Regions from separate parts of the Mus musculus genome. Here region 2 is linked to region 1. Evidence: chromatin loops called from intact Hi-C (ENCODE). Cell type or tissue: left cerebral cortex. All regions are shown on one strand. Each heading gives the region's core, and the rest is flanking DNA. Links, peaks and the distances in the headings are about the cores only.

Region 1 (9,671 bases), core at 4,166-6,665:
TGTTGCCCATGAACATATGGTAGGGTTTGTGGGGAATGCCATTGAGAAAATGGCATGCAGTATAGGACTTGGGGGTGGGGTTACCTCGGTTGGTAGAGTGTTTGTATGAAGTCCTGGGTTTGATCTCTAGCAGCTCCCAAATTGAATGTGGTGGTTCCTACTTGTAAGGGAAAATAGAAGCAAGGGTATCAGAACTTCAAAGTCTTTATGGTGAGTTCAGGGCTAACCTGGACTACCTAAGACCTGTGGAGAGGCACATCTTTTCTGATAGACTCCCTATGGCTGCAGGTGGTGTGAGCCTCCACATTGAAAGTCTCCAAACCTTTTTTTTTTTGGGGGGGGGGTTGGTTTTTTTCGAGACAGGGATTCTCTGTGTAGCCTTGGCTGTCCTGGAACTCACTCTGTAGACCAGGCTGGCCTCAAACTCCGAAATTCGCCTGCCTCTGCCTCCCAAGTGCTGGTATTAAAGGTGTGTCTCCAAACTTTTTATTGTATACCCTTTAGAGGAGAGAGGGAGAGAGGCGGGGGGGGGGGGGGAGGAAGGAGGGGGAGGGAGGGAGAGGCAGACAGATATCCCACGGCAGACAGATATCCCACGTGTCTATAATATTAGTTCCTGACTAAAGGAAAGACAGTCTTGTTTTTCTTTGTTTTGTTTTTTTTTTCCCTTGGTTTTTCGAGACAGGGTTTCTCTGTATAGCCCTGGCTGTCCTGGAGCTCACTTTGTAGACCAGGCTGGCCTCGAACTCAGAAATCCGCCTGCCTCTGCCTCCCCAGTGCTGGGATTAAAGGCGTGTGCCACCATGCCCCGGCTCTTATATTTTTCTTTGTGCTGAGCATTCAAACAAGGCCTGTGTCTACTCAGCACTTTCCATACCACTGAACTCCACCCCAGTCTACAACAGCAAGTTTTTAAGTATGCCACTATAGATTTGACAGTCTCTGTCAATTTCTAGGGCATTCTCTTGTGTGCTCTTGTGTGCTTAAAGTAGTGCTTCTGAAAGTATGGCCCACAGACCACCTGCAGCAGAGTCCAGGCTCCTCATTCACTAGATGACCCCCATCTTGTCAGCTCTCAGAGAGCGCATGGAAAGTTCAGGGCAGTGGTTCCTTTGGGTGTGGAAGAGCTCTTTGTTTAGCTGTAAAATCTGGCAGCTCTTGTATATTGCTCTCTATCTGTACACACAAGCCTGTCCTTTAAGTTGGAGGAAGACAGCAAAGCCAGGGGAGCCTGTAGAACTGTAGACCTCATTTTGTCTTGAACTGTATTTCGCTCACAGTTTGGGATATCTCTGCTATATGCCTTGCTGAGTCATGGAGAGCAGCTGGTATCCCTGGATCCTTCCCTCCGATCCAGCAGTGACTGTGCAACCTGGTAAGACTGTAAAGGCCTTGTCAATACACGCCAATGCCCTGGTGTGTGGGAGCCCTGGGAAAGAGTTCCTGAAGAATAGATTCGAGTGCTGAATCTTCTCCTGCCCTGCCCTACATAGTGTCCTATGTCGGAATGTTGGTTTCCCACAGGGGACAGGGTCATAGTAATTAAAGAAAATACACTTCGAGTCAGACAGACCTGTCTACTGCAATGTAACTTTGACACACTTCACGTCTTAGTCAGTTTCCTCAGCTGGGAGTAGTACTATCAACTCCTTAGAGTTAAAATCAAATAGGAAGGAGGATGGCTAGGCATCATCAGGTGCATAGCAAATGTACAGACGTTACCTCTCAATCGCTGTCTGCGATGGAATCTATGCCTACAGTGGTGGAAGAGGAATAACAGACTTTGCCTGGACATCAGTTTCCTGCATAAACATAAAGGCTCTGCTAGGCCTCTCTTTTCTGTCCCTTAGGACAGACTTGGTGATTCTGATTGCCTGGGAGATAGCTCAGTTGCCTGCAGCATCCTTGGCGGAGCCTCTAGCCTTCCCCAGGAATCTGCTTCCCTGTTCTGCCATCACATGGACAAGCAATTAGTTCAGCAGCTGGAAGCCAGAATGGAGTAAGTGCTTATATAAACAAAGTCTCACCTTGTCAAGCCCAGTCCAAGTCTGTGCATCAAATCTCCTATAAACTGTGATCATGGAAAATAATGAGCTTTACACCTAGTTCTATGAGCCAAGCATGGTCATACATGCCTTTGGTCTTATCACTTAGGGTCAGAAGTGAGTTCCAAGCCAGCCAAGACTACATAGTGAGATATGAGATTCTGTCTCAAAAACCCCAAACCAAACCAACCAAATAAACAAACAAAGTTCTTGGGTCAGTGAGATGGCTCAGCAGGTAGATTCATATCATGTAATGAGGCAAGTGACTCCTGCAAGTTGTCCTGTGACCTCCAAAGGTTCACTGTGGAGTGTGTGTATGTGTGTGAAAATGTAATACAAAAATCTAAAAGTTGCTCTAGATACTCAGGCATTTACTGAGTAACCCAGTCTGGACTCATTAGGGCCCTGTGGTCTGTTTAGCCACAACTTTGTATTTATTCTCAGTGTTTGGTCACTTGTAGGTGCTATTTCAGAGCCATAGTCTGAAAAGTTGAATAACTAGTTCATTCAAACAACAGTTGAGAGACTATTTCAGGCTATAAGAGAAATAAGAGAACATCTCTGTCCTTAGAACTTACCCACTGTTAGAATGAGCCAAGCATGAATTAAACCATAAATACTTGTAAAATGGAATTGTGTTTGCAGTTAACTCTTGTTCTTTGTAGGCTTGCCTGTATCTACTGATGTATTAGTTAATGTGAGAAGCTGAAATATCAGAAACGGAACTCCATCACCTGTCTACAGTGACAGTTGAGGCCATTTCCTATACTTTGTTATGTTGGAGGACCCTGCCACATTGTCATATCCTTTCTTAAAATCTAGGTGACTTGCCTAAAATTAAGGCATGACTACTTTAGGTATGATTAAAGAAATATCAAATGATATGTTGAAACTTGTTTGTAAGTTTGGAATTACAACGAAGGACATTTTTTTGAATATGTCAAGAATATCCTTCCTAATAAGGGGAAAGGCCTTGTATTTAATAAAAGTCTAATCTGGGATGTTGCTTCCGTGTTGCCAGACTTTATGTAAACCAAACAGTTCAGCTAAGGCTGAGAGATTTGGATATAAGCATCTTCCTTGACATAAGAAAATAACATGGGGACTGGAGAGATGGCTCAGTGGTTAAGGGCACTCAATGCTCTTCCAGAGGTCCTGAGTTTAATTCCCAGCAACCACATGGTGGCTCACAACCACCTTTAATGAGATCCCATGCCCTTTTCTGGTGTGTCTGAAGACAGCTACAGTGTACTCATAAATAAAGTAAATTTAAAAGAAAGAAAGAAAGAAAGAAAGAAAGAAAGAAAGAAAGAAAGAAAGAAAGAAAGAAAGAAAGAAAGAAAGAAAGAAAGAGAAGAACATGGCAGCATTTTGTCAAATGAAGTCCTGCATTCATCAAGAAATACTAAAGTACCTTTTATGAGCCAGGCTGGGATTCAGGCAGGAAGATAACAGTGGTGCACAGGTCTCTGCTATTTCCAGGCTTACATAGAGTTTGGTCAGGAATTGACATAAAATGTTAATTAGTCATAAATACTATGATTTGAGAGTGACTGGAATAGAGAGGGGCTTTAGACTTTAGACTGAGCCAGGAAGGCATGTTAGCAGGTTGCCATTAAGTCAAAATGTTCAGTTTGTAGAAGTGGCTGTGTTAGAAAGACACTGTTAAGTAGGCATGGAGGCATAATCCTGTATTCCTAGAACCTGAAAAGCTGGTGAAGGAGGATCAGGTGTCTAAGGCCACTAGAGAACCTTTATCAAATAAATAGCTTGACCAAATGCCTTTTCAATAGCTCTCTACCTCTTCTCTTCTGTATCAGATTGTACTTTCCTGAGAAAAACAGAAGAAATTGAAAGGTGAACTATTTCACCATCTCTACTCTGTATGCATCCATCTGTTACAAAGGATATCGTTTGACTTCAATCTCCATGTTAACCTTCATGTTTGTAACAGAGTCCTTGGTGGAGGACCACAAAGAATAGATTGTTTGACCTCAAAAGGAGATCTATTGGTCTGAGAAGTTTACACTCCCAAATCCTGAGACTGGGTACCCACGGGTACAAGAAAATTCATCTCGAAGGGTCTGAAAATTAGTTTTTGCAGTCAGGAGGAGGAAGGGCTTGTAGAATTTATTTTATTTTATTTTATTTTATTTTTGGTAAACTGCTCTTCAAAACTTCCTGATGGGGGAAATGAGTCAGATTGATTTTTCAAACTCTGGGATCCCAGGCATCTGATGGAGATAGTTGCTTTCCAAAACTCCATACCACTCCGTAGAGGGGCCGATTTCTCGAAGCCGGGGATGGGGGGAGGGGGTCTGTTGTGAAGCCCTGCTTTTTTTTTTTTTTTTTAAAATGGTAGAGGGTTCTTTATTAGTTCTAGACTTTAAAAGAGTACTTGCTACCAAGAAAAGCGCACTACCAGATGCCTGTTAACCGAGCAGCACAAAAAGTGAAGAGGAGCCAGCAACAGGGTTTCAATGGAGTAAGAAGCACCTGCCTTAGAAATCTTTGGTAGCAAGGACAGCACAAGCAGCTGAAAGGCCCTGGCGTATTATTGAATTGAGCTGAGCAGGGAGGGGCAGGCGTGGTTTTTGCAGGATTCCGTTTAGAGCCGCCTCCACCCCAAGCTGAGCAAATGCCGGGCGCAGGACCGCCTCTCTCGTGAGAGTCACAAGGTCCGAATCACTGCGCAGGTCCGTGACGCATTCGGGCGCCTCTACCGGAAGGACCGCCCAGGCCAAGATGGCTGCCCAGCCAGGGCCCGGAAGTGCTGCCTCCCCCGGCTGTGCCGGGGCCATGGAGCGGGTCCTGCCCATGCTGCTGGTGCGGATCCCAGCTGAGGAGACGGCGCAGCTGGGACCGCGGGCGCAGCTGCACCGAGAGCTGGAGGCCCTGGGGAGCCTGACGGCTGCGGGCAGTCTCCAAGTGCTTTCCTTGGCGCCGGGCAGCAGGGGTGGGAGCAGCTGCTGCCTCCCAGGACCCTTTAGGCAGTAAGTGCTGCGGGACGGCTGCAGGCTGTGGGAGGAGGCTGAAATCTGAGCCGCTCCGGAGGGGAGTCCTGGGCTCGCCTCTCGCCGGCCCCTGGGTTGGTGGGAGAGGATGAACCACTGGGGAGCCTCCTCAGGATCGAGCCCCGTGCCTCTCGGAACCTTTCCCATCCCGAAGTGAAATCCTCACCTTGTTGCAACTCACGGCTCACTTCCTGGGTGGACAGAGAAGATGTCTCACTCCTTGATAGCCCCTGCAAACCCTGGATGGGTCTCAGCACAGGTCCTGTTTCTTTAATTCAATACAGATTGTCACTGAAAGGAGTTCTAAGCCTATCTTTCTCTACCTCCTCCTCCCCCTCTTCACTATGTATCCCTAGGTATTCTAGAACTCGAAATATAGCCTGGAGCCTACAGAGATCGGCCTGTCTCTGCCTGCACTACCAGACAGTCTACTTTGTTTTAAAATGCCAGATAAGGCTTATTTCTAAAGCATTTTTTTTTGTCTCTAAAATAATGTTTTCTTGCAAACACAGCCACCACCACGCCCACTCCAGCCCCTGCTCCTCTTTAAACTTGTCCATTCATTTACACAAGTGCTCTGAGGTCACTGAACGGTATTCCAGCCCTACGTTTTCCATGTTTAAATCACAGTCTCAAGATATAGCCAGATTGGCTTGCAATTCACAATCCTCCTGTTTTACCCCTTCTAATGCTGAGATTACAGGCTTGTATACTCCATACCTGGCATGTCCGCTGTTTCTTAGACATGAGGCTCCCATGGATTGAGAAGGTAGAGAATTACAATATTATATTGCTTTCCACTTTTCATAAAACAGTTTACATCATAAAGTTTAGAAGTCCCCTGAGTATATGCTGACCTTTTTAATAAAGGGAAGTAAGTATTTTAGGATCAATCTATATGAGACTGTATAGCCAACAGGTATCTCACTTTGAGTCTCCAGGCTCTTCAACAGCTCTATAGACACAAGATGAGTTTGCTGAGTCAGCAAGTATTTTAACCCATCTTTTTACCCCCTTGTGATACGGTCTCATGGAGCTCAGGCTGGCCTGGACCCAAGGATGCCTGTGAGTTCCCAACCCTCTTACCTCCTCCTCTCCAATGCTGGAATTATAAGCACGTACTTCCATCCCAGCTTTCTACTGTTCTCATGTCTGGTGTGTGTTGGAGTGCCTGTGTGTTCTTGGTATATAAAGGCAGAAATGGGAACTGTCAGTGTTTCTAATAAGAACCTCATAGCCACCCCATTTAATATAAACTTATTATTGTAGAAAAGCAAAGTTTTTAAAAGAAGTTGAAACTATCAGAGTGGTAGCCTCATCTCTTTTAGTGTTTTCAGAGTTGGGCCATATTGACTGATCTTAAGATAGGTCTTTCTCTGTAGCCCAGACTGGCCCCAAACTCAGTCTTCTTGTCTCAGCCACTAAAGAAAGTGATTGCTATCGAGTCACCAGATCTGGCTCATACATATTAGTGATAGTCTTTTCTTTTTTTAAGATTTATTTATTTTATTACTATGAATACACTGTAGCTGTCTTCAGACACACACTAGAAGAGTGCATCAGACCCTGTTACAGATGGTTGTGAGCCACCATGTGGTTGCTGGGATTTGAACTCAGGACCTTTGGAAGAGCAGTCTGCCCTCTTAACCGCTGAGCCATCTCTCCAACCCAGTGATAGAGTCTTGCTATGTTGCTTAGGGTGTTCAGTTTCTGGGCTCAAGAGACCCTTCCTCGGCCTTCTGAGTAGCTAAGACAATGTTGCTATGCCCAGCTTGGACCTTTTTATTTTAGTTTTTACATGTGTGTGAATGTGTGCATGTATACATGTGGAGGCCTGATATTGATATTGAGTGTCTTCCTAGATTGCTTGCCACAGTAATTTGAATTTTTTATTTATTATTATTAATGTTTGGGTGTGTGTGCACGTGCTCATGAACATGGCACAGCATAAAACTGTGGAGGTCAGAAAACAACTCCATGCGGTTGGTTCTCTGCATCCACCTTGACATGGAGTTCAGAGATCCAACTCAGGTTGCAAAGCACATGCATGTGTCCTTCCCTGATGAACCATTGCTGACCCTCCTCTTCATTTCAGAGTCAGAGTCTCGATCTGAAACCAAGAGCTCACAGGCTTGAGTTGGTCTAGATGGCTAGCTTGTCCCCAGGATCTTTTGTCTCTGACTCCTGAGTGCTAGGATTACAGGCAGCCAGGCCACCAAGCCTGACTGGCTCTCGTGTGGGTTCTGAGTATCCAAGTGCCACTCTCCAGCCTGTGGAGCTAGCTCTTTAGCCCCTAAGCAACTTCTACAGCCCTTAGGTTTATTTTAAAATATAATGTAATATAATTAGTCTCTCTCTGTCCTTGCTAGCCAACTTTGGTGACTATGCTGTCTAGTATGATAGTCATTAGCCAGCCACATGTGGCTAAGCTGGACCGTCTTTACCGTAACAGTTCTTTTTTGCAGTACCCACAGTAGAAGTGCCCTGTAGCCATATCTGCCCACGGATTGTTGGCTGTCTTGAGCAGCACTGAAATAGAACATTTGTATCATCACAAAGTTCTATTAGGGAGGGTTGTTCTGTAACATAGCATTCTGGAGTACTCAAAGACTGCAGATGTAAATAATTAATTTTTAAATCTGAAATAATCCAATTCAGTCAAAGCCCATTTAAAACATTATTTATTTTTTGTTTGTGAGCGTTTGCCTGCAAGTATATATGTGCATCATGTGCATGGTACCAGCAGAGACCAGGAAAGGATGTCAGATCCCCTGGAACTGCAGTTACTGTATTTGTGAACAAGTATTCTCAACCACTTGAGTCACCGCCAGCTGTATAAGCCCATTTTATTGATTATAATAAGTAATATACTTACTTTATAAGGAATAAATTTACAACTGGGTATGGTGGCACATGCCTTTGATCCCAGCACTCAGGAGGAAGAGACAGGTGGATCTCTGTGAGTTTGAGGCCAGCCTGGTCTACATAGCAAGTACCAGGACAGTCAGGCCTACAAAGAATAATTAGGCTTTTAAAAGATGTTTAAAAAGCTGAAGGGAACAGTTTCTTGCCCTGTGTTCACTTCATACCCCCACTCTCAGTGTAGAGGAAAAGAGTGGGAAGAAGTTAGGAGACGGGAAGGGAAGGGAAGGAAGAGAGTTGTGACGGTGTTTTCATTCCCTTAGGCTGGATTGTGGAGTTGGTGCTGTCAGTGAACTAAGCTGTCCTTGTTCTGCCCGTTGGTCCCCACTATTGTGGTTAGTGGGATTGTGGGTATAGAAACACAATAAATCTAAACTTTTTTTCTTAGGTTCCTATGGGAGGAGTCTCAGAACAGCACATCAAGAGACAGGCCCAAGCTGCTTGTTGCCAGAGAAGATTATGAGCTGCTCGTATATGAATTTGACTTGAGAGATGGAAGATGTGACGCAGCCTTATTACACGGCTGTTGTGGGAGGACACTGCAGAAGCTCACTGAAGATCAAGGTGTCAGTAAGTGTCATTTTAGGTCTGGGACTTTTGCTTCCTTTCTTAGACAGTGTGACTGTGTAGCACAGGCCACCCTCAAACATGTGGTCCTCCTCCATCAGTTTCACAAGTGCTGGGATGTCAGGAGTGTGCCACCATGACCAACTATTTGTGAGAAGTTATGAGAAGTTCTCATAGAGGTGAAACCAAAAGGGCGGGCTACACTGCTCAATACTATAGCCACTAGCCAGTTGTTCAGCACTCAGAATGTAGTTAATAGGAATAAAGTTGTACCTTTAATTTTTGCAGGACTGGGAATCAAATCTAGAGTCTCACAAATGCTAGGCAAGCCCTTGGTGACTGAGAAATGTGCTATATATGTCACAGGCAAGTGAGGGGCGATATGCCTATAATCCCAGCACTTTTGAGGCAGAAGCCAGAGGACCTCAGTTTGATGCTAACCTAGGATACGTAGTAAGGCTGCCAAAAAGGAAAAAAAAGGGGTGGAGGGGAGCGGGGAAGAAATCATACATCCATCTGGTTTTTTAGAGGGATACTGGGAAGTGAACCCATGGCCTCATACATGCTAGATTGTCACTCAGTCATTGAGCTACATACTCAGCCCCAGGCCTTTCTTGCTCTTATTTTCAGGCAGAGTATCACCAAGCTACCTAAGCTGGTCCTGGATTTAAAAATCCTCCTGCCTCTTGAATAGCTAAGTCTTAGTATAAGGAAAGTAGAGTAGCTCATTAATAATTTTTGTATGAATTCCATATTGGAAAGATATTTTATATGTAATGAACCAAATAATACATGTTAAATTTATTTCACGTTTCTTTGGCTGCCAGTCACATTGAATCTCATCTGTCCAATGGATTGATGAGTCATGAATTTTAATTGGACAGTGTGGACTTAGACTGGTTGCATAGCTGTTGAGAATCTTGTCTTGATAAGCTGCAGCAGGAGGCAACAGAACTCTAAGCCCCTGGACCTCCACTTTTACTACAGTAACATCCTTTCTACCCTTGACTATAAGGTTCCTTCGTGTGTGTGTGTGTGTGTGTGTGTGTGTGTGTGTGTGTGTGTGTGTGTGTGTGTGTGTGTTTCGAGACAGGGTTTCTCTGTGTAGCCCTGGCTGTTCTGG
Region 2 (9,671 bases), core at 2,503-5,002, 260 kb before region 1:
GGCTGCAATGAAGTCTTGATTTTCTACACTGTTCAGTAAGCTGTTCTGATGGATTATGGGTGAAAGACATTACAACACCTATCTTTCCCAGGAATGTTTCCTGACTTGCTTTGCCATCCCAGAGCCCCTAGGAGGAGCTGGAGAACTTCATTCTTCTCTGGGTCCTTTCTTGACAACCACACAGCCACCATCAAGTAAGCATTCAAGAGCTAGGTGGAAAATTCACTTCCATTTGGCCTAATGCCGAATAATAGACCCGAATTTGTGGAGCTTGAGGGTTTTTTTTAAGAGCACACAAAACAACGTGATAATTTGCTTTAATGTGAGGTAGACTGGGAAGAGGAGAAAAACACCAGCACCCACGAGGCTATCTTAGCACGCCACAGTGACCACAAAAAACTAGTCCCTTCAGTGTGGTAGTATCTTTCATTTGTCATATGATCTGAACCAAAAAAGGTTCGGTTTGTTTTCCTACCTAACCCTAATTTTAATTCTAACCCCTAATTTTCGCATTGTTCCTATAATTCCTATGCCCTCCGTGATGAACTCTTAAGTCTTGTAAGGTTTTTAAAAGACTAAAATGTGATTAACCGTTGAATTAGGAAAATAGAAAGTACCACGCAGAGATATTAACAAAAGTAAGGTGACTAAACCAACAAGCTGTAAAGTCAGTCGCTCGTGACATAGTATAGTGTTTTTGAGAATTAACCACGCATTATAATGCCTTCATCATGAGCAACAGGGACATAGGAGAATTAGCCCGGGCATTACAACGCCTTCACTAAAAAGGCGCCCTTGCCGTACCATTGTTGCCACAATGCCGTGACTCGGATTCGAACCGAGGTTGCTGCGGCCACAACGCAGAGTACTAACCACTATACGATCACGGCGAGCTACCGGAACGCCACACTGTGCTGTGTAACCAGTGCGACTCTTGAGACAGGGACGATCCATCCCCTGCCATCCCTATGCTGATGTACTGGGGGGGCCCCAGCGAACCACAACGATTGACCACAGTCTTCTTGAGTTTCTATTTGGCTTGGAAACGCACCACAAAAAGACAGCCATGAAAATGCTTGGCAAGCCCAGCGTGGTGGCGCCTAGGAACCTAAAACTCGGGACGTTAGAGGCCAGCCTGTCCCGAATCAGACACAGACTCAAAATTAAAATTAAAAATTAAATAAAAAAAACAAGGAAAAAAAGAGGCCCAGTCGGCCGCTGTTACCACTGCTGCGAAGCGGAGGGCTTCTTTACGCTAGCGCACAGATCTAGCCAGGGAAACCAAAGCGCCTGCGCACACTCATAAGTCCCGCCGTTGATAGGCAGAAACAAATGCCAGCAACCCGATGACGTCAAAAGGGGCGGGGCATCCAACACAGAAGAGACCAAGGAAGGAGTCCTGACCTTAAGTTCCCGGTAGCTCGCCGTGATCGTATAGTGGTTAGTACTCTGCGTTGTGGCCGCAGCAACCTCGGTTCGAATCCGAGTCACGGCATTGTGGCAACAATGGCACGGCAAGGGAGCTGTATTTTATTCTTCTGTTCGATTTTAATACTTAGCTAACATTCTAGAAAATTAATCTCAAACTGCCTGTTGAGAATTAGGGTTTTATACCAGCGCGGGCTAAATTAAACTGCAGGCGCACAAAAGCTTCCAGTATGTTAGAGGGATGGTGTTTGCACCCGAAGTACAGAGAATTGCGTCAGCCAGAAAAATGCAATGTATATATCTAACTGTTTTCAATATATATTGTAAAAATACGTTGGTTTTTCTTAGTCTCCTATACATACTTTTTACAAATTTCCATCAAAGCAGTAACGTAGACGCCGAAGTGATTTAAAAAAAGAAGAAGAAGAAGAAGAAGAAGAAGAAGAAGAAGAAGAAGAAGAAGAAGAAGAAGAAGAAGAAGAAGAAGAAGAAGAAGAAAGAAGAAGAAGAAGAAGAAGAAGAAGAAGAAGAAGAAGAAGAAGAAGAAGAAGAAGAAGAAGAAGAAGAAGAAGGAAGAAGAAGAAGAAGAAGAAGAAGAAGAAGAAGAAGAAGAAGAAGAAGAAGAAGAAGAAGAAGAAGAAGAAGAAAAGAAGAAGAAGAAGAAGAAGAAGAAGAAGAAGAAGAAGAAGAAGAAGAAGAAGAAGAAGAAGAAGAAGAAGAAGAAGAAGAAGAAGCAGCAGCAGCTCCGCAGAGGGTGTGACATTTGAGATAGCTTTTACAAGGAGAATGGGAATCTGTCAAACAGCAATTTAATGTACAAAGGGTTGAACACAGTCATTAAAAGGCTCTGTCTGTCGTGATTCCTCTCCTAAGTGTTCTCCCTGGGTCATTTTTAGGACCTGCCCGCTCCCACAGCGCTCTAGGGCCTGGCTCGGCTGACAGCTAGAACCTCAAGAACCTGTTGAGTGAATGGGCGCCAGTCGCTGGGGGCGGGAAACGACACTGAAAGCCGCGTGAGGGAAAAGCAGGCGGATGTCCTGCAGTCTGGGACGTGAAATAGTGAAAGGATTTAGCTGGTGTTTTGCGAGATCTCTGGTGGCTCTGCAGAGGAGAGTAAAAAGTGGCCACTTTGAACTCACTTGTGAGAAACCACTGGCACCTTCTTGGTTTAGCAAATATCACTGCCTCTCTGTGGAAGCCGTCACAGGCTAGGCGCCGTGTGGGTGGGAGCGCTGATGGACAAGAAGAAAACCGGACCGAGTCCCAGTTGCCGCCCAATGGGGTCAGAAGTGGGCGCAAAGCCGAGCGGGAGCATCAAGGAGAGAGGATTTAGCCATCCTAAATGTGGGATAAGTGGGAGAGGCTGCAAGGAAGAGAGAAGTCATGGGGGCGGAAAGCCGAAGCTGACCGGCATTCAATAGAGTTCTGTCCAAACTGCTAACTCAGTACCGAGGGCATCCGCCGCACTCTCAGCAAAGGTCCTCATCGGTCGCTGATATAGGGTGCGGGGTGGATCTGCAGCCAGGAGACCCACTGGGGAACGGCCCTGCAGGCAGGAGAACTCTGCAGAGTCCACTGGTAAGGGTCCAGGCCCCGGAGACCGGCTTCCCCAAGACAGTCACCTCGGGTCCCCGGATGCTCAGGAGGTCTCCGGCCACCTCCAACATCTCTCGCAAGCCCCAGATTACCGAACCAAAGTGAAGCCTAGTTAGCGGCGAGAATTCAATGCGCCTGCGCATCGCAGGCTCTGCTAGGTTGGAGTCCCGCCCAGCACACGGGTCATTTAGTGACGCAGGAAGTGGGAAGGCCTATGAGTATTGAAGAGCATATTCAGAAGAGCAATATTACAGGTCCCTGGTAGCTCGCCGTGATCGTATAGTGGTTAGTACTCTGCGTTGTGGCCGCAGCAACCTCGGTTCGAATCCGAGTCACGGCATTGTGGCAACAATGGCACGGCAAGGGGATCCAGTCTTTTTTTTTTTTTTTTTTTTTTTAATTTCCATGTTTTTTACAAGATTCACTGGTTTGGTTTGTTTTTTTTTTTTTTTTTCCCTCTTACTTTGAAAATTGAGCTACTCTAACGATCGCGCATCTAAGAATTCTTTAACGCTCTAACTACGGCTTCAGATCGAACAGTTTCTAATCCCTTCCTTCTGAAAAACCGTTATCTAAGCCATTCAACACGACCGAAAACAGCGTCCCTGTGCCCTTGTAGAGATTTCCCGCACCTCCGTTTTTAATTTTAAAAATCGGGTCGTTCGTTTGTAATTACAGACTGCGTGTGACCAAGTCTAACAGAAAGGTTTCTTCTCATTCTTCACGTCATCCACCAATTATTGCCATTTTCCAGTGCCATTATCTTGCCATGATAGTCCTAGTGCAACAAATACTTATGTATCCATACGTGTGAAGATATTCCTCCTCTTACATAACATACCGACACCTCCAACTCCCAAAAAATTATGATATGAGAACAGAATACGAGGCAGGTGACAGATTTATATAAGTGGGTAAAAGTACTCACACTGAGGGAATCTCCATCCATCTCGAGGCCTGTCTTCCTTGCATCTCTCGCCTCCCGTCCCTCCTGCCCATCTATTGCGAGTTGGGGACAGTTTAGTGTGGTAAAACAGAAGAAAGCGATGATCCATTAAGACCCAAATTTGGAGACTAGACGAGAAAATTGTCTTGACAGTCTACTTGACAGCCCTCCATTCTCATCTCTTATTGCCAAGAAAGATATAATTGAAGCAAAGCCACTAAAGTTAAAAAACAAAAACAAACAAACAAAAAAACACAAGTGCAATGCAGGCAGGACTCACTGAGTCCTTTTTATTGCGGGTTTTACTCTGGCTTTTGTTTTTATTGCTTTCATTGTTTTAGGCTTTTGGTTTTGTTTTTAAGATCTTTTAAAAATATTTATTTTGCTTTATTTGCATTAGAATTTTGCATATACATACATACATACATACATACATACATACATACACACACACACACACATCATACCCAGGAAGGCCAAAAGTGCTGTGTTTACAGCTGTGCACCACCATTCGGATGTACTGACTAAATCTTGACCATGATTGTGCTCCAAACACGCAGCTCCACCTAATTTGGGGGGTTTTTGGGGGGGGGTGTTTATTTTTGGTTTGGTTTGGTTTGGTTTTTTTGAGGCAGTCTCATGTAGCTGAGGCTGGCCTTGAACTCACTTGCCTGTCAAAGTTACCTTGGGATTCCCCTGCCCCAACCTCCTGAGTACAGAGATTGCAGCAGTATACTACCACACCTAGCTCCAAAATGAATATTTGAACAGGCGCTTTGGGGCTTTGGCTTCCGCCTCCCCCGGAATCTTGCTTTGTCTCACATCTAGGTTGCCTCAATCCCAGTCCTTGAACTTCTAAAGCAGTTGAGATTACAGATACACATAAGTGCCTGACTTCAGGAGATTTCTTATAGTCTATAAATGAGTTGCAAGGTTTGCTTTGTGATTGCAAGATTTATATTATTTTCATATTAGAGAGAGATTCTACGGTTCTACAATAAGAGAAAAGAGTGCCCTCCCGTTTTTCCAGTCACACAAAGTCCTTTCCTCTTTCTCTCCTTCTCTTTGATCCCTTCCTCTTTGCCTTTCATTTTTTTCTCAGCCTTCAATGGGACAAGACAGTAAGAAAAGGAGCGAAAGTCAGTGGTAAAAGTTTGGAGCTCCGATGAAATCCTAAGACCTTCTCTGACAATTTGACTTCATTTGAAGTCACCCTAGTGTCATCTTCTGACACTTGTTCTTGATGAGAATCTAAGCCCAGTGTGCCAGACTTTCTGGTGTTTTAGGAGATGACAGGAACTTGGAGTTTTGTGCAAGATGTCTCATAATTTAAAACACTGGAAGTTGATTTAATTTTTTTAAACCGCGATTTAACCAAAACTATGCAGGCCAAACAGAAAATGGTACAATGAGGAAGAGAGGTTCTGTGACTAAGAGTGGCCTGGGTTCCATCCTCAGCATTGTGTGGACTACACAATGGTCCACAACCATCCGTAACAAGATCCAACGCCCTCTTCTTGCACACAAGTGGTACATAGACGCACAAGCAAGCAACACACCTACCCATATGTATTTTTTTAAGTTGGTACAAATGGAACTCAGTCTCAGTCTTAATGAATAACAAAGTATATCTGAGAAAGAGAAGAGAAAAGATCGCTGAGGTCAAGTAAAAAGTATAGAGGCACCTCTCAGGAAGGGTCTCTCCCATTGGCCAAGTTGGGAGAATTTGGGCATCAAAGGAATTATGATATAATGATGAGAATAGGTTATATAGCACACAGAGATTTTTTAAAGGTTTTTTTTTTAAATTCATTTACTTGTTGAGAGAGAGAGACAGAGAGAGAGAGGCAGGCAATTACCTACGGAGGCCAGAAGACAGTGTCCGAGGCCCTGGAGCTAGAGTTACACGTAGCTGTGAGCCTCCTGACATGGGTTTTGAGAGTCAAACTCAGTTCTCTTGAAAGAGCAGCAGATGCTCTTAACTGCAGAACCTGAAAAGTGGTGTTTTGTTCTATTTTTAAATGTATATGGGTCTCTCACTTGCATGTATGTCTGTGCCCCATGTGCATGCCTGGTACCTGTCAAGGCCAGAAGAGGGTATGAGGTCCTCTGGAACTAGAGTCACAAAGAGTCAAAAGCTTCTGTGTGGGCACTGGGATCTGAACCCAGGGTCTCTGGAGAGTAGCTGGTGGCCTTAACTACGACACCATCTCTTCAGCCCCTGAAAATAGTAGTAGTAGTAGTAGTAGTAGTAGTAGTAGTAGTAGTAGTAGTTGTTGTTGTTGTTTTGTTTTAATAGGATCTCCCTGTGTAGCTTTGGCTGGTCTGAGGCTCATCCAGGCTGGCTTCAAACTCAGACATCTGCCTGCCTCTGCTTCTAGAATGTTGTGATCAAAGGTACGTGAGAGCTGTCACAGTCAGGTTGAGAAATGGTTTAATGTATCTATTTTACATGGATGTCTATGTGTGCCTGAGTATATGTGCACCATGTGTGTGCAGGAGCCCTCAGAGGCCAGAAGAGAATACCAGATCTCCTGGAACTGGAGTTTATAGGCAGCTGTGAGCTGCCATGTGCTTACTGAGAATTGAATCCAGGTCTTCTGTGAAAGCAACAGGTGTTCTTAGCTGCTGAGCCACCCCTCACCCCTGTGACTACTGTCTGCATACCATGCTGGGCTCCACCTCTATTCCTTTGCTTGGCTCTCTGATGCCTCCTGGATCGGAATGGCACTTTACTCTTCATTTCATCTACCCAAATCTCGAGGGAGTATAGAAAAACTGAGAAATATGACGGCATAGGAAAACAGAAGATTTTCCTCACTCCAGAGTCTGATTGAAGCTTCTAAAAGTTCCTACCACCGAGGCAATAACAGTCTAAGTTCAGTTCCGGGTAGAATTGTGGAAGGAGAGAAGCAACTCTAACCTAGACACACACACACACACACACTTTTTTTTTTATGTTAAAAAATTCCAACAGAAAAGCTGCTCTGCCTGCCTGCCTTTGTATGCTCCTGGTCATTCATAGACATTTTATGCTGAAGTAATAGCAGGCTTAAGTTCTGGATGCATATGGCCTTGGGTAGGCTCTCATTCAGGACCGCTAGCTTTGCTATAGTAGAGTTACCCTACATCCCTGTGTCCTAGTGAGCTACACTTTTACCTTATCAATTATAGCCTTATTGGGGACCCCTAAGGAAGCACCTTGTGGTCTCATTTGGGTCTCTTAGCAACTCTTTGAATGTCATAACTTCAAAACCCTCTAAAATCCTATATATGATTATTGTAAAAAAACAAAACAAAAAAAAAAAACGAAAAAACAGACAAAAACATAAAAAGCAGTGAGCACGACTCTCGAGGAGTCTTCCACAGCCTGGACCCACACTTGGAGACGTCCTGCTTCTTCAGCACTTTAAAGCCTACACTCACGCTTTTGGGTGTATCTTTTCTACTGGAAGCTTCTTTTTCTCTCAGCATTTATCTTTAAGCCTATATTAAAATAACTTTTAAAACTATTTATTTTTATGTGTGCAGGTATTTTTGCCTCTGTGTGTGTGTGCGTGTGTGTGTGCATACGTGTGCATGCACATATACACAAGATTCCACAGAAGCTAGAAGGTATAGGAGCTCCTGGAGCTGGACTTGCCTGCCGTGGGTGCTAGGACCAAAGTCAGTCCTCTGGAAGAGCATTTAAGTGCTCTTAAGTCATCTCTTCAGCTCCCACTTTTTTGGTTTCTGAGAGACACTCCCAAGATGAATTGGAATTCATTAAGGGACTCCTGCTATAGCCTCTGAGAGCTAGATTATAGGCATATCCACTGCATTTAGTGTTTTGTCTCCTGCCTCTGCCTTCAAAATGCTAGGATTGAAGTGGTGTACCACCAGGCTCAGCAATTGCAGGTTTGTTTTTGTTTTGTGAGACAAAAATTCAGGCAGCCCAGGCTGGCCTCAAACTCAACAAGACATTGTCCTTGAACTCCTGATCCTGTGGCTTCAACTTCCCAATTACTAGGATTATGGGTGTATATCATGTGTCAGTCACTGCTTTATTGCTATAAGGAGACATCAAGACCAAGGCAACTTATAGAAGGAAAGAATTCAATGTCGGACTTGCTTATAGTTTCAGAGGGTTAGTCCATTACCTTCATGGCAGAGAGCAGGGTGGCAGGCGGGCGGGCAGGCAGGCATGTTGCTGGAAAAATAAGTAGCTCAGAGCTTTACATCACGATCCACAAGCATCAAGTAGAGAGGAGGTGGGTGGAGACTAGGCCTGTAATGGGCTTTTGAAACCTCAAAGACCACCCTCGGTGACTCCAACAAAGCCACACTTCCTCCAACCAGGCTACACCTCTCAATCCTTAACAAACGTATGGGGACCATTCTCATTCAAACCACCACCACCACCACCATCACCACCACCAGAATCACTTTATATTTTTTAAGCAAATACCAGTAGTGTGGTGGCGCACACCTGCAACCTCAGAACTTGCCTTGGGAAAGCTTGAGCAACAGGATTGCCATGAGTCTGAGCGGAGGCCTGACTGCAAGGTGACTACAGAGCAAGGGCTGTGCTCAGATCGCTCATCACCCTTAATTTGCATGACAACAACCCCTATCACCCTTTCTAAGATAGGACAAGGGCGTGGTCTTGGCCCAGGAGTTGGCAGTCCATTGCCTTTCCCATCCCCTCCCATTGGGTGAGTGAGGAGACCTTCTCCTGTGGGTTAGCTACAATATCCTCAGGAACCTGTCATCTCTATGCTCACCGTTGCATCAGTAGTTAGTATTTTAAACTGTATATTCTGGAATGTAAACCTCTTAGTTTCTCTATTATACCCCATGAAGTGAGGGGAGAAGGAGGGGAGAGGGAGGGGAGGAGGGAGGGGGAGGAAGGGGGAGGAGGGAGAGGGAGAGATGCTGGCCTTCAGGGCTACAATACTTCTGGTGAACCTGCTTCCTTTCTAAGACAAAATTCCAGGCTCTTAGGCATCATCATCGGAGCCCTGAGAAGGTAAGGGGCTGGTGATTGACAACATTAGACCTGTTTCTCGCTTGATTTATTGATCTGTCTGTTTCTATTCTGTCACAGACAGATTGACAAACCCAGGGTGGAGCTTGAGGGATTTCCACAAGAAAGCAGGGCAGCTGTGAGGGCTGCGTGGGCCTGCTGGGGGCCGGTGTAAGCGTGGATGGGGATTGTTTGTGCGAGGGTTGTAAGCATTTGAAGCTGGCGGTTGGGTGTGGAAACATCGGAGCAATGGGTGTCTCTGGAGAACTGATTGCATGCCACGTGAGAAGTTTGCCTGGATAGAAAGGCAACCTAGGTTTGGGTGTGAGTTAAGGGATAGGAAGAGGTAGGCGGTACTCCCAAGGTGAGGGCAGTAATAGGCGCATCTGAAGAGCAGCGTCTTCGAAAATGTTTGGGTCTTTGGGTTTGGGGGAAAGGAATCAGGATGAGCAGGATGTGCCTGGGGACTCATCTTCCCGCGTCTGACACAAACTGGGAGGTGCAAAGAGCAGATGGGACTAGAGAGCGCCCCACAGGAGCACGGGTAACGACATGTGGAGGACTCACCCTCGGCGCAGTTGCTTCCCGCATCCCATCTACTCCTCTCAGAGTCCTCGGGTCCCCGTTAGGCAGCGGGCTCCTCCCCTCGTGTCACTGACGACGAGCCCCGCCCCTCCCGCCGGCGCAGCTCCGCCC

The links. Peaks named below come from ENCODE experiments on the same cell type or tissue, not always from the same donor. Only the 100,000 strongest peaks of a DNase experiment are listed, where the experiment ranks them.
Region 2: it touches region 1 in a loop (7-fold over the local background); 2 of 42 quality-filtered maps call a loop at or near these places.

What each region holds. Positions count from the first base shown.
Region 1 is chr2:122,113,488-122,123,158 of GRCm38, reverse strand. Spg11 (SPG11, spatacsin vesicle trafficking associated) reads left to right here and starts at 4,773. Exons shown (of 40, transcript NM_145531.2): 1 at 4,773-5,038; 2 at 8,370-8,551. The coding sequence starts at 4,791. Patl2 (protein associated with topoisomerase II homolog 2 (yeast)) reads left to right here. Exons shown (of 18, transcript NM_026251.2): 16 at 1,281-1,375; 17 at 1,851-1,999; 18 at 2,711-3,051. The coding sequence ends at 1,974. In left cerebral cortex, for the core only: no CTCF peak of the experiment used is centred there; DNase peaks (open chromatin) are centred at 4,728 and 5,214; H3K4me3 peaks cover 1,615 bases; H3K27ac peaks cover 1,457 bases.
Region 2 is chr2:122,369,187-122,378,857 of GRCm38, reverse strand. Gm39918 (predicted gene, 39918) reads right to left here and starts at 4,025. Exons shown (of 3, transcript NR_166177.2): 1 at 3,953-4,025. It overlaps n-THgtg4 (a tRNA gene), which reads left to right and starts at 3,293; the gene lies at 3,293-3,364. It overlaps n-THgtg3 (a tRNA gene), which reads left to right and starts at 1,424; the gene lies at 1,424-1,495. It overlaps n-THgtg5 (a tRNA gene), which reads right to left and starts at 890; the gene lies at 819-890. In left cerebral cortex, for the core only: no CTCF peak of the experiment used is centred there; DNase peaks (open chromatin) are centred at 2,712, 3,224 and 3,812; H3K4me3 peaks cover 1,737 bases; H3K27ac peaks cover 1,628 bases.